Regions from separate parts of the Homo sapiens genome. Here region 1 is linked to region 2. Evidence: read pairs that join two places in POLR2A ChIA-PET (ENCODE). Cell type or tissue: IMR-90. All regions are shown on one strand. Each heading gives the region's core, and the rest is flanking DNA. Links, peaks and the distances in the headings are about the cores only.

What was found. Peaks named below come from ENCODE experiments on the same cell type or tissue, not always from the same donor. Only the 100,000 strongest peaks of a DNase experiment are listed, where the experiment ranks them.
Region 1: POLR2A ChIA-PET joins it to region 2 with 5 read pairs; 4 of 35 experiments call an interaction of 5 or more read pairs at or near these places.

Annotation. Positions count from the first base shown.
Region 1 is chr12:12,989,402-12,994,782 of GRCh38, forward strand. HEBP1 (heme binding protein 1) reads right to left here. Exons shown (of 4, transcript NM_015987.5): 2 at 1-14. All of the region lies in intron 2 of GPRC5D-AS1 (GPRC5D and HEBP1 antisense RNA 1), which reads left to right. Among named protein-coding and RNA genes, the nearest start is that of HEBP1, 8.2 kb to the right of the region's middle. In IMR-90, for the core only: no CTCF peak of the experiment used is centred there; a DNase peak (open chromatin) is centred at 3,220; H3K4me3 peaks cover 827 bases; H3K27ac peaks cover 2,555 bases.
Region 2 is chr12:12,746,750-12,752,130 of GRCh38, forward strand. It overlaps a transcript of APOLD1 not described here. Among named protein-coding and RNA genes, the nearest start is that of MIR613, 15 kb to the right of the region's middle. In IMR-90, for the core only: no CTCF peak of the experiment used is centred there; no DNase peak of the experiment used is centred there.

The DNA of each region.
Region 1 (5,381 bases), core at 168-5,167, 240 kb after region 2:
TAGGCAACTTCTTCCTAGAGAGAGAGAAGGTACAGTGTTTAAGAGGTACAAAGTAGCAACTTGTGATGTCTCTAGAAGTAGTAACAGAGGGCTAAAAAACTTTCCTTGGTGGGTATGGCCATAGAGCAGAAGGGACAGGCCTGAGTATGAAGGGCCATGAGAAATAGATTCTGGGATTCTTGTAGAGACAATATCCAAAGCAGGAAAATCTTATACATTATATTCTTGGGGAGATAAGAGAAGATATTGCATCCTGAAAACCAGAATGCTACAAAAATGGAACATTCAGAGAGCAAAAGAGCTCTCAGAAATTAAAAATCTGATAACAGAGAAGAAAAATTCAGTAAACAGGTTGGAAGATAAAGTTAAACAGGAGATTCAGAAAAAAATACAGATAAACTTAGAAGGGAGGAAACAAAAAATACAACGATGACAATCCAACAAAACTGTGAAGCTCCCAAAATTAGGCTCATTCTAGTAGGAGGACTGCAATTCAAGGAATCAGAGTTCATTTTTCCCTTGGCCTCCTTGGGGGACTGGATCCAGGACCTCTATGGATACCAAAATCCATGGATGCTCAAGTCCCTGATATAAAATGGTGTAGTATTTTGCATATAACCCACACACATCCTCATACATACTTTAAATCATCTCTACATTACTTATAATACTTAATACAATGTAAAAGCCAAGCAAATAGTTGCTACTCTCTGTGCACACACACACACACACACACACACACACACACAAACACACACACATGTATTTTATTTATTTATTTATTTTTGAGACAGTGTTTCACTCTGTCACCCAGGCTGGTGTGCAGTGGTATGATCATGGCTCACTAGCCTCGACCTCCTGAGCTCAAGCGATCCTCCTACTTAGGCTTCCTGAGTAAGTGGGACCGCAGGTGCATACCACCATGCCCTGCTAATTAAAAAAAAAAATTTTTTTTTTTTTTTGGTAGAGTCTCCCTATGTTGTACAGGCTGGTCTCAAACTCCTGGGCTCAAGCAATCCTCCTGTCTTGGCTTCCCAGTGTTGGCATTATAGGCATGAGCCACAATTGAAACTGCCTTTGCAAAAATTATAACTGAGGAAATTATGACAGTGAAAGAAATCAGACTTCATTGACTCTATCTTGTTTCTAACCCTTAAGCTGTCCTTGTGGGATTCCTGGGCTTAGGCCGAACTAATTGTAGGAAGGAATTCAGTTCGTGGCTTGACTCTGAAAGAAAATTGGTAACAGCCCTTTCCCAATAAGACCCCCTTCTTGCCTGGGGTCCAGTCTGACTTTGCAGGACTAACAAATTAGCTACAAGATTAGAAATTACAATTTAGAGGTCATGCAGCCTCTGGCTCCAAGAGTCTGAACCTCCTCAAATTGCTCCTGGGGATAACATCACTATTGTAAAACCTAAGATCAGTGCGTGAGATATTTTCCAGACCCTGTACTCGATGGATCAGCTGACACCACTCAGACCAGTAATCTGGCCCAACCAGTTCTGCCATTGCACCGAGGAACAGAAGACAGCAAGAAAAACCTAACTTGGCACCCCCCATGATTCCATCTCCAACCTGACCAATCAGCACTCCCCACTCCCCAAGCCACTACCTGCCAAATTATCTTTAAAAACTCTCATCCCTGAATGCTCAGGGAGACTGATTTGAGTAATAACAAACCTCTGGTCTCCCGCAGAGCTGGCTCTGCATGAATTACTCTTTCTCCATTACAATTCCCCTGTCTTGATAAATTGGTTCTATCTAGGCAGCAGGCAAGGTGAACCCACTGGGCAGTTACACCACGCCTGGCCTCTGCTGTTGATTTATGTATTTTTTATTGCTGTATTGCTATTATTATTTTTTGAATATTTTCCATCTGTGGTTGGTTGAATCGTGGATCCAGAACCCACAGACAGGAAGGGCTGACTGTAGCTCTGTTCACACCGTGCTCCCAGACACAGCATATCCTCTCCCTAACTCTTGTCTCACTAAATCACAGCCTCCCAATCTGCTTAATGCTCAGCTCCACTGTCTCTTTTCACACAAATCCTTCTTTCATCTCCCCATCACCACTTTCTGCATTGAGGCCCTGTCCTTGGACTATCCTTTCCCTGGTGTTTACTCATTATGGACCCCCACAGCTCTCCTTCAGTACATCTCCTGCTCCTTGCCACGTGATTGCTCATATAATTTAATTTTGTATTCCTGGACATACTGTAAGGCAGTGTTCTTCACATTTTGAAAAAAAATCACAATCCACAAGAAGGAAAGCATTTTTTACAGCCTGTCTTATCATGAATATACACATAGTTAAAGTTTCACAAAGTAATGCTTTACCCTTATGGATGAGATGCATCCTGGCTTTTTTTTTGTTCCTTCCCCTATCCTGTTTTCTTCTCTTCTACTCTACTGGAGTGAATTTTATTCCATCCCATTAGAAGAAGGAAAGTTGGTCTATGTTAATTTTACCATCTGGTAATGAAACATTATTATAGTTTTAACAATCTGCAATAAAGCCTTTATGGGCAGAAACTATACCACAGAGCTTTACATGTGAGAAGTGCAACAGATATTTATTTGATTAAGGTGCTGTGTCTCCTAACAATGATTATGAAAAACAGACACATGGTAGGGAACCTGGCTGCCCTAGACTGGTCAAATAGGTTTTCATATAATATCCTAGACTGAAGATTCACAACTAGGGAAGAGGGTGTGACTCCCAGGGGGACAGAAGGTGTCTCTGGAGGAAGGCAGGACTGTACGGCTGTGAGTGGCAAGTGTAGTCTCAATGAGCATATTTAATATTTATTTTATTTTTGAGACAGAGTCTTGCTCTGTCACCCGGGCTGGAGTGCAGTGGTGTGATCTCTGCTAAGAGCAACCTTCACCCCCCAGGTTCAAGTGATTCTTCTGCCTCAGCCTCACAAGTAGCTGAGACTACAGGCGAACGCCACCACTCCCAGCTAATTTTTGTGTTTTTAGTAGAGATGGGGTTTTGCCACATTGGACAGACTGGTCTCGAACTCCTGACCTCAGGTGTTCTGCCCACCTCGGCCTCCCAAAGTGCTGGGATTACAGGTATGAGCCACTGTGCCCGGCCTTAATATTGTAATTTTAACCCTGAGTGCCAAGTTTGTACTTAAATCCCCCTTCACATGGGGTAGAGGAAATTGCGCCAGACCAGGAATCATGAGGCAGCAAGTCAGCCTTGACTGTGGGGCACCGTGCTGAATCATTCTGAGGCTGCTGTGAAGCCCTCCATCTGGTGAATCTGACACTTCCAAAGAGCCTTCAGTAGCAAACTGTTAAGTAAACTTAGGGTGTTTTGCTCTTTCTGTTGCTGCAGAGAATTCCAGAACTCCCCTTTCATTTGAGAGCGCACCTACCCTTGGCACTTGTAATGTTTTAAATTCCAGAAACACTATCCTGTGAATCACAGAAGTTCAGAACCTAAAATGGTTTTAAAGTTTACCTAATCTAACTAATTTTATCAAGGAGAAAATGAAGAACCAGAGAGACTAAGTTGCTCAAAGTGATGTAACTACTGAATGGTGAAACTGAAACAAAAATTCCAGTTCCCAAACTCTAGTCTACTCCAGTCTAATACTCGTTGCAAGGTTCTCTAAAGCTATGGGGGGTGAAGTGAGCATTTAAACCTCTGTTTCTTTTCTTTATCCTCCTTTCTTTCCTCTCTCTGTCTTTCTTTTTTTCTTTCGTTTCCCCCTCCCTCCCTCCCTCCCTCCCTTCCTTCCTTCCTTCCTTCCTCTCTCTCTCTCTCTTTCTTTCTCTTTCTTACAGGGTCTCATGGTTGCTCAAGCTGGAGTGCAGTGGTACAATCTTGGCTCACTGTAACTTCAGCCTCCTGGGCTCACGTGATCCTCCCACCTCATCCTCCTAAGTAGCTGGGACTACAGGTGTGTGCCACCATGCCCAGCTAATTTTTTTTGTATTTTGTTTTCTCTGTCTTCTTTTGTAGAGACAGGGTTTCACCACGTTGCCCAAGCTGGTCTCAAACTTCTGAGCTCATGCGATCCACCTATGTCAGCCTTCCAAAGTGTCTTTGCTTTTTTTTTTTTTCTTTTCCTCTCTCTCTCTCTCTCTCTCTCTCTCTCTCTTTCAGATGGGGTCTTGCAATGTTGCCCAGTCTGTAACCTCTCTCTTTAGCCACTGTGTTAGATACTTTGGGCGGACAGTTGTATGCCCATATCAAATTCAGAATAGAGGTATCAGAAGTCATTTTACGCAGTTACTTCTTTTACAAATGGGAAGACCAAAAACAAGATCTCACTGGAGAAAGAGCTAACTGGCTCTTTCCTTTGGTCTTTTTCTTCTTTTATTCATTTAACCAACAACTACTGAGTATCTACCATGTGCTGAACATTGTTACAGGTGCTATAAGGGAAGATGCCAGGAAAACAGAATGTTATCATCTAATGATATTTTTAGGGGGCAAGGAGTGCCAGGGCAGTATGGGAACACAGGAAAGGACCACTTAGGTTAGTTTATGGGGCATGGGTGTATGTGATAACATGTTTGGGGAGGTCAAGCTGACTTTGAGGTGGTCACAGATCACCCAACCGGACGTTCAGTCACTACTTTATTAATTCATGGAATAAACATTGTCGAAAACCTTTGCCAGGTGGTACAGATTTGGAGATTAATATGATAGGGATAATCAGGAGGATGGTGAGGAGTATTACACAAATTATTGTACAATGCAGTAAATGCTCTGATCATTTGGGGAGGATATTCCAGGTAGTGGGTACCATAAGAGTAAACGAGGAGGGGTCAAGAACAGTATGATGACTGTGAGTACAAATATTACAAATAGTTGTGGCTGGAGCAAAGACTGTCAAGCAGGACACAAAAAAGGTGTTCTGGCAGGGGCCAGATCTCAGAAGAACTCAGAGGCTGTTGTGGGAGTTGGATTTTGTAACCATTAGTCCAGTGATGGTGATTTGATAGCAAGCCAGTTCATCTACTCTAAATTAGTTCAACTGACATTTGTGACCTAAACATAGGATTTTGCAAGTATGTCTGGGTCTTGAATGGAGGGTCTCTGCAGCAGAAAAGAGATCTATAAAATGGCACGAGCAACCTGTGCTCTTGGCCTGTTCTCCAGGCACAAAGTCCACAGCAAGGAAAGAAAGGCTGCCAAGAAGGGACTCCAGCTTGACTTGGAGAGCCAAGTCCCCCATGATACACCTATCATCCTTCAAGGCTTGGCTCAACTTCACCACCTCCTCCTCCTGAGTGATCCCTCCTTTCTAGGAACCCCTAAAGTCAGATAACTCTAGAGCTGGAAGGGGTCTCATGTGTCCATCAGTTCATCTCCTCCTGATACAGATGAGCAAACTGTCCATTGGGTAGTTGGGCACA
Region 2 (5,381 bases), core at 314-5,313:
CGTAGTACCTGATAGGTAGCTTTTCAGCCCTTCTCTCTTCTTCTTCCCCCTTCCCTCCTTCTGGAGTGCCCAGTGTCTATTCTTATTTTTATGTCTGTGTGTACCCAATGTTTAGCACTCGCTTATAAGTGAGAATATGTGGCATTTGGTTTTCTGTTCCTGCGTTAATTTGCTTAGGTTAATGGTCCCCAGCTACACCAATGTTGCTGCAAATGACATGATTTCATTCTTTTTTATGGCTGCATATTCTCTAATGTTAATTGATAATGCCAGATAAATCTTCAGACTTCTAGATTATAATCATGGAACCAGGTAGCGACTTCCGCCTTACTTTTTAAGTTATTTAATTACCCATGTAATAATACATATATATTTTTTTCTAGAGACAGTCTCGCTTTGTCACCCAGGCTGGAGTGCAGTGGTGCCATTATAGCTCACTGTAGCTTCGAATTCTTGGACTCAAGCAATCCTCCCACATCGGCCTCCTAAAGCACTGGGATTACTGTGTGAACTACCGTGTCTAGCCCACGTCTCTTACTAGTTAAAAAAACAAAAAACAAAACCTGTCATTCCAGGTGAAGGGAGTTGCTTTAGTGTAACACCTGGCTTTTCTCTGCCTTTTCCTAACTCTGCTCCTGAGCTGTGATTTAATTGGCAAATTTGGGGAAAATAAAGTGAGCATGCTCAGCTTATCCTGTCCACTTTCCCCTTTGGAATCCAGCCAGCATGAGGCCTGCTGTAGGGGCAGGCTGACACTCTGGTCGCCAGGGAGGCAAGTCTACTTTGGACCAGAACTGCTAGATCTCATTCCGCAGCTTGGTATTGGGAAGCTCTTCTGACTCTCAGATTTAAACTGCATCCTGCAACCCAGTCCTATCAGGAATAAACTAATAATTTGATCCTCTCCCTCCATTCCTTTATCTTATTTCTTAGTTGGCTGTAAAATTTAAAAAGGAGGAGGGGTGCTTTTTATTGGGCCCTTCTTGCAACATTTGGTTCATTGGCTAAAAAATTGAAATGTAAGAAAAAAGGAAGGAGCACAATTAGGGAGAAGCAAGTGAACACACATGGAGTGATTGAGGCTTCTGGAGTGGTGAGGGATTGGCCTTGGCGCTGGGTCTTGTTCTTGGTATGTGTGCCGGACATGTTAATCTTGGCAGTTTGTATAGGCTTATATTGGGCTAGGTAGGTTTTTGTGGTGGTGCATTAGTGCTTAAAAGCCATGGCCTGGGGAAAACTTTGGAAAAGTCATTCAGAGGCTGTAGCAGGGCCTTGACAAGGGCATGGGGCTGTCAGAGGGCCTAAGTGGGGACTGGCAGGCTGAAGAGCGTTAATAAGCAGTCACAGCTGATGCAAGGATTCAATTATAGGAGGAAAGAAACAATCTTTTCATATACTATCCTTTTAGATATTAAGAGAGTGAAAAAAATATCTGCTGTTTTTAAACCATGGAGCAGCTGGGTTCTCTATGGACCACGGAGCATTAGTGAGAGATTGGCTTCCAATGTGTTAGCACGAGGTAATGTAAACAAACAGTCCAAGTTTTAATTCCTCTTTTATGTTGTTTTGCACTATCCTTAAGGGCAAGAGAGGGCAAGGTGGAGGGGCTAAGTTTGACTTCATGTGGCTCAAGAATCAGTCCCTCTACTTGTTCTCAAGGTTGCTAGAAACTGGTTGCTTAGATTTTCTCTTTCTTTCTTAGCATGATAAAGTATCAAACAATATTTTTTTGTGAATTTTTAAAACCGATACATAATGCTTGTGGATATTTCTGGGATGCATGTGATATTTTGATACATGCATACAATGTGTGATGATCAGCACCACCTCAAACACTTATCATTTTTTTGGGAACATTCCAAATCTTTCTTCTAGCTATTTTGAAATATATAATTATGGGTTTTTTTTTTTAGGCCTAAGGAATTCCACAGAAAAAGATAATGGGAAAAGCCACTGTGGCACAGGAAAAAAATGTTTACTTGGTATTGTGGGAGCCCTCTTACTAGGCAGAAGTTCACTTCCATTGCAGCACTGCAGTGCAGGCACCTAAAGATCAAAGGGGACGTGGAAATATAAAGGCTTTGAATATCTGGGTAAGAAAGAACAGCTCCTCTCAAATAAGATGTGATGACTGAAGATATTGCCATTTCATATTTCTAAACTTTACAAGAAGGCAGCATCCTCTCAAATACTCTGAGACAGGAGAAAGTACTCAGAGGGGGATCTTCCCAGATGTGGTAAGTGTGAGGTGCACAGTGCTGAAATTAACCTGTGACCAGGAGATTTCTACTAACTGGGTTTAAATTCACAGGCCATGGGGTCTGTACTCTTGGCATTGATCAAGTGGCATTTTGGTGAGGCTGCAGTCTCTGCAACAGTCTTTGGGCACCCAAAGCACTGATTCTGGGTATGCGATTCTGCTTGAGCTACCTGCTAGGAATTGGCTTATTTTATGAAGATGGCTGGGATAGAGCCAGTGCTATGATCATTTTACATGTTCTGTTAAATCTATAGATTCTTTAGAAAAAAGTACATCCCAGACTAGGCTGATATTGAGGCAGGAGAATAGGGTCTGGAAACAGGGAACCTAAGGTCATTTCACGCTAACTTTCTAGAACTAAATTTAAAGAAAAACCCTAACATTCCACGCCTAAGTAACAAAAGGACCAGAGGCTACTCCCTTTGCAAACCCCCACCTTTTCTGCCCAGCAGATGGGCAATTGGCTGTCAGCAACCAATCAGACTGATTGCAGGCAGAGTCTTAGTTTCCATAGAAGTGCAACTTTGTAACTTCACCTTAACCTCTGATTGGTTGCTTTTTGCAGCCAATTAGTTGTTTGCACAGGAGTGTGACGTTGGTAACTTCAGCCTCTAATTGGTGGCTTTCCGCCACCAATCAGAGCAACTGCGGACCACCACTTTATTTACATGAGGTGACCACCAAGTGGCCCATGGGAAACCTGTAGGGGGTATTTGGACCCAACAGAATTCTGTAACCCGGGTTTTTGAGCCGCTGCTCAGGCCGCTCCCACACTGTGGAGTGTACTTTCGTTTTCAATAAATCCCTGCTTTCATTCTTTAGTTGCTTCATTCTTTCTTTGTTTTGCTGGGCATTTTGTCCAATTATTTGTTCAAAACGCCAAGAACTTGGACAACTTGCAGTCAAGACCCTCTACTAGTAACAATATTATCATTATTTTTTGACTTGGAGGCCCTGAAGGAAATGCCCCCATTCCAATGAAATACAGCTTAAGCTGTACTTGTCAAAAGATCCCTGACTGTACCCCCACACTGAAATCCCTTCCGGTAGAGACAAAGCATAATAAGAAATTGGGAAAGATGGCCGGGCGCGGTGGCTCACGCCTGTAATCCCAGCATTTTGCGAGGCCGAGGCGGGCGGATCACCTGAGGTTGGGAGTTCGAGACCGGCCTGACCAACATGGAGAAACCCTGTCTCTACTAAAAATACAAAATTAACTGGGTGTGGTGGCACATGGCAGTAATCCCAGCTACCTGGGAGGCTGAGGCAGGAGAATCGCTTGAACCCGGGAGACGGAGGTTGCAGTGAACCAAGATCGGGCCATTGCATTTCAGCCTGGTCAACAAGAGTGAGACTCTGTCTCAAAAAAAAAAAAAAAAAAAAAAGGAAATTGGGGAAGATACATTTTGGACTTCTTTGAATTTTAACCCACACATGTAAGATAATTTTATTTTGAACTTCACTTTCTTTTATCTTTAATGTCTCATGATTTTGACTTATAAGGAGATGGATTTCATTTCTTGGACATTAATTTCTCCCTAGAAACTTGATAAAGGGAGGAGATTTATGTTAAAGTATATTTTTTCTCAATATTATTGGTATTTTCTTATTGAGTTTTTTTTGCGCATATTATTGGAGTGTAGTATACTTTTGTCATGTAATCTCATTGTTGATCCTCTGATATGTGGACAGTATGGATAAACATAATAAAAATTAGTAATAGAAAAATGGAGTTAAGCCTTGGATACAGAATGTCACTGAACCTTTTTTTTTTGTTTGTTTTGAGACAGGGTCTTACTCTGTCACCCAGGCTGGAGTGCAATGGCGTGATCACAGTTCACTGCAGCCTTGACCTCCTGGGCTGAAGCGATCCTCCCACCTCAGCCTCGCAAGTAGCTGGGACTATAGGCATGGGCTACTGCACCTGGCTAATTTTTTTTTTTTTTTTGGTTGTCTTTTGGTAGAGATGGGATTTCACCATGTTGCCCCAGCTGTTGTTGAACTCCTGGGCTCAAGCAATCCACTTGCCTTAGCCTCCCAAATTGTCAGGATCACAGGTGTGAGCCACCACGCCTGGCCCCTGAAATATTAATGTGTTATAGTGAACTATTTTGGAACCTTATGTGAGCAAAATCGCCATTGCCTACCAGGGTTCCTGGAAAGGTACAAAGTAGGGTGGTATGAGAGGGAAGGGTAACGTCATGAAGGTGGGGCAAGGATGGTCCTCACAGGCTGTCAAGATGCTGTCTGGAGGATGTCAGCCACACCTCTGGCTGGCATAGGCTGAATGGTTAAACCAATGTCTTAAGAGAAAAAACATCGAGAGAATATTAGTGGGAAATGATTCTTTTTTGTTTTGAGACAGAGTCTTGCTCTGTTAACCCAAGCTAGAGTGCAGTGGTGTAAATGTGGCTCACTACAACTTCTACCTCCCGAGCTCAAGGGATCCTCTTGCCTTAGCCTCCCAAATAGCTGGGACTACAGGGGCGTTCAACCATGCCCCACTAATTTTTAAATTTTCAGAAGAGACAAGGCATTGCTATGTTACCCAGGCTGGTCTGAAACTCCTGGCCTCGAATGATCCACCCACCTTGGCCTACCAAAGTGCTAGGACTATAGGCGTGAGCCAGCACGCCCACCCAGGAGTGACTCTTAGGCAACCTCGATATTACCTTCTGTGATAGGCTGAATAATGGGCCCCCAAGTATGTTCACATCCTAATTCTCAGAATCTGTGAGTATGTTATATGGCAAAAGGAACTTTGCAGATGTGATTAAGTTGAGGATCTTGAGATAAGAGAGGTTACCTTGTGTGTCCAATATAATCCATTGATCTCTATAAGAAGGACAGAGGAAGAGTCAGTAAAATAAAGTGATGTGACGGCAGAAGCAGATTGGAATGATGAGCTTTGGAGATGGAGGAAGAAGCCGTAAGTCAAGGAATACAGTCCAGTAGAAACTGAAAAGGCAAGAAAACATTCTCCCCTCAGAGGCTTCAGAAGGAACCAGTCCCTCTGACACCTTGACTTTACCCCTAATGAAATGGATTTTGGATTTCTGACCTCAAGAGCTATTGAGAATAAATTTGTTTTCTAAGCATCTATATTTGTGGTAATTTTTTA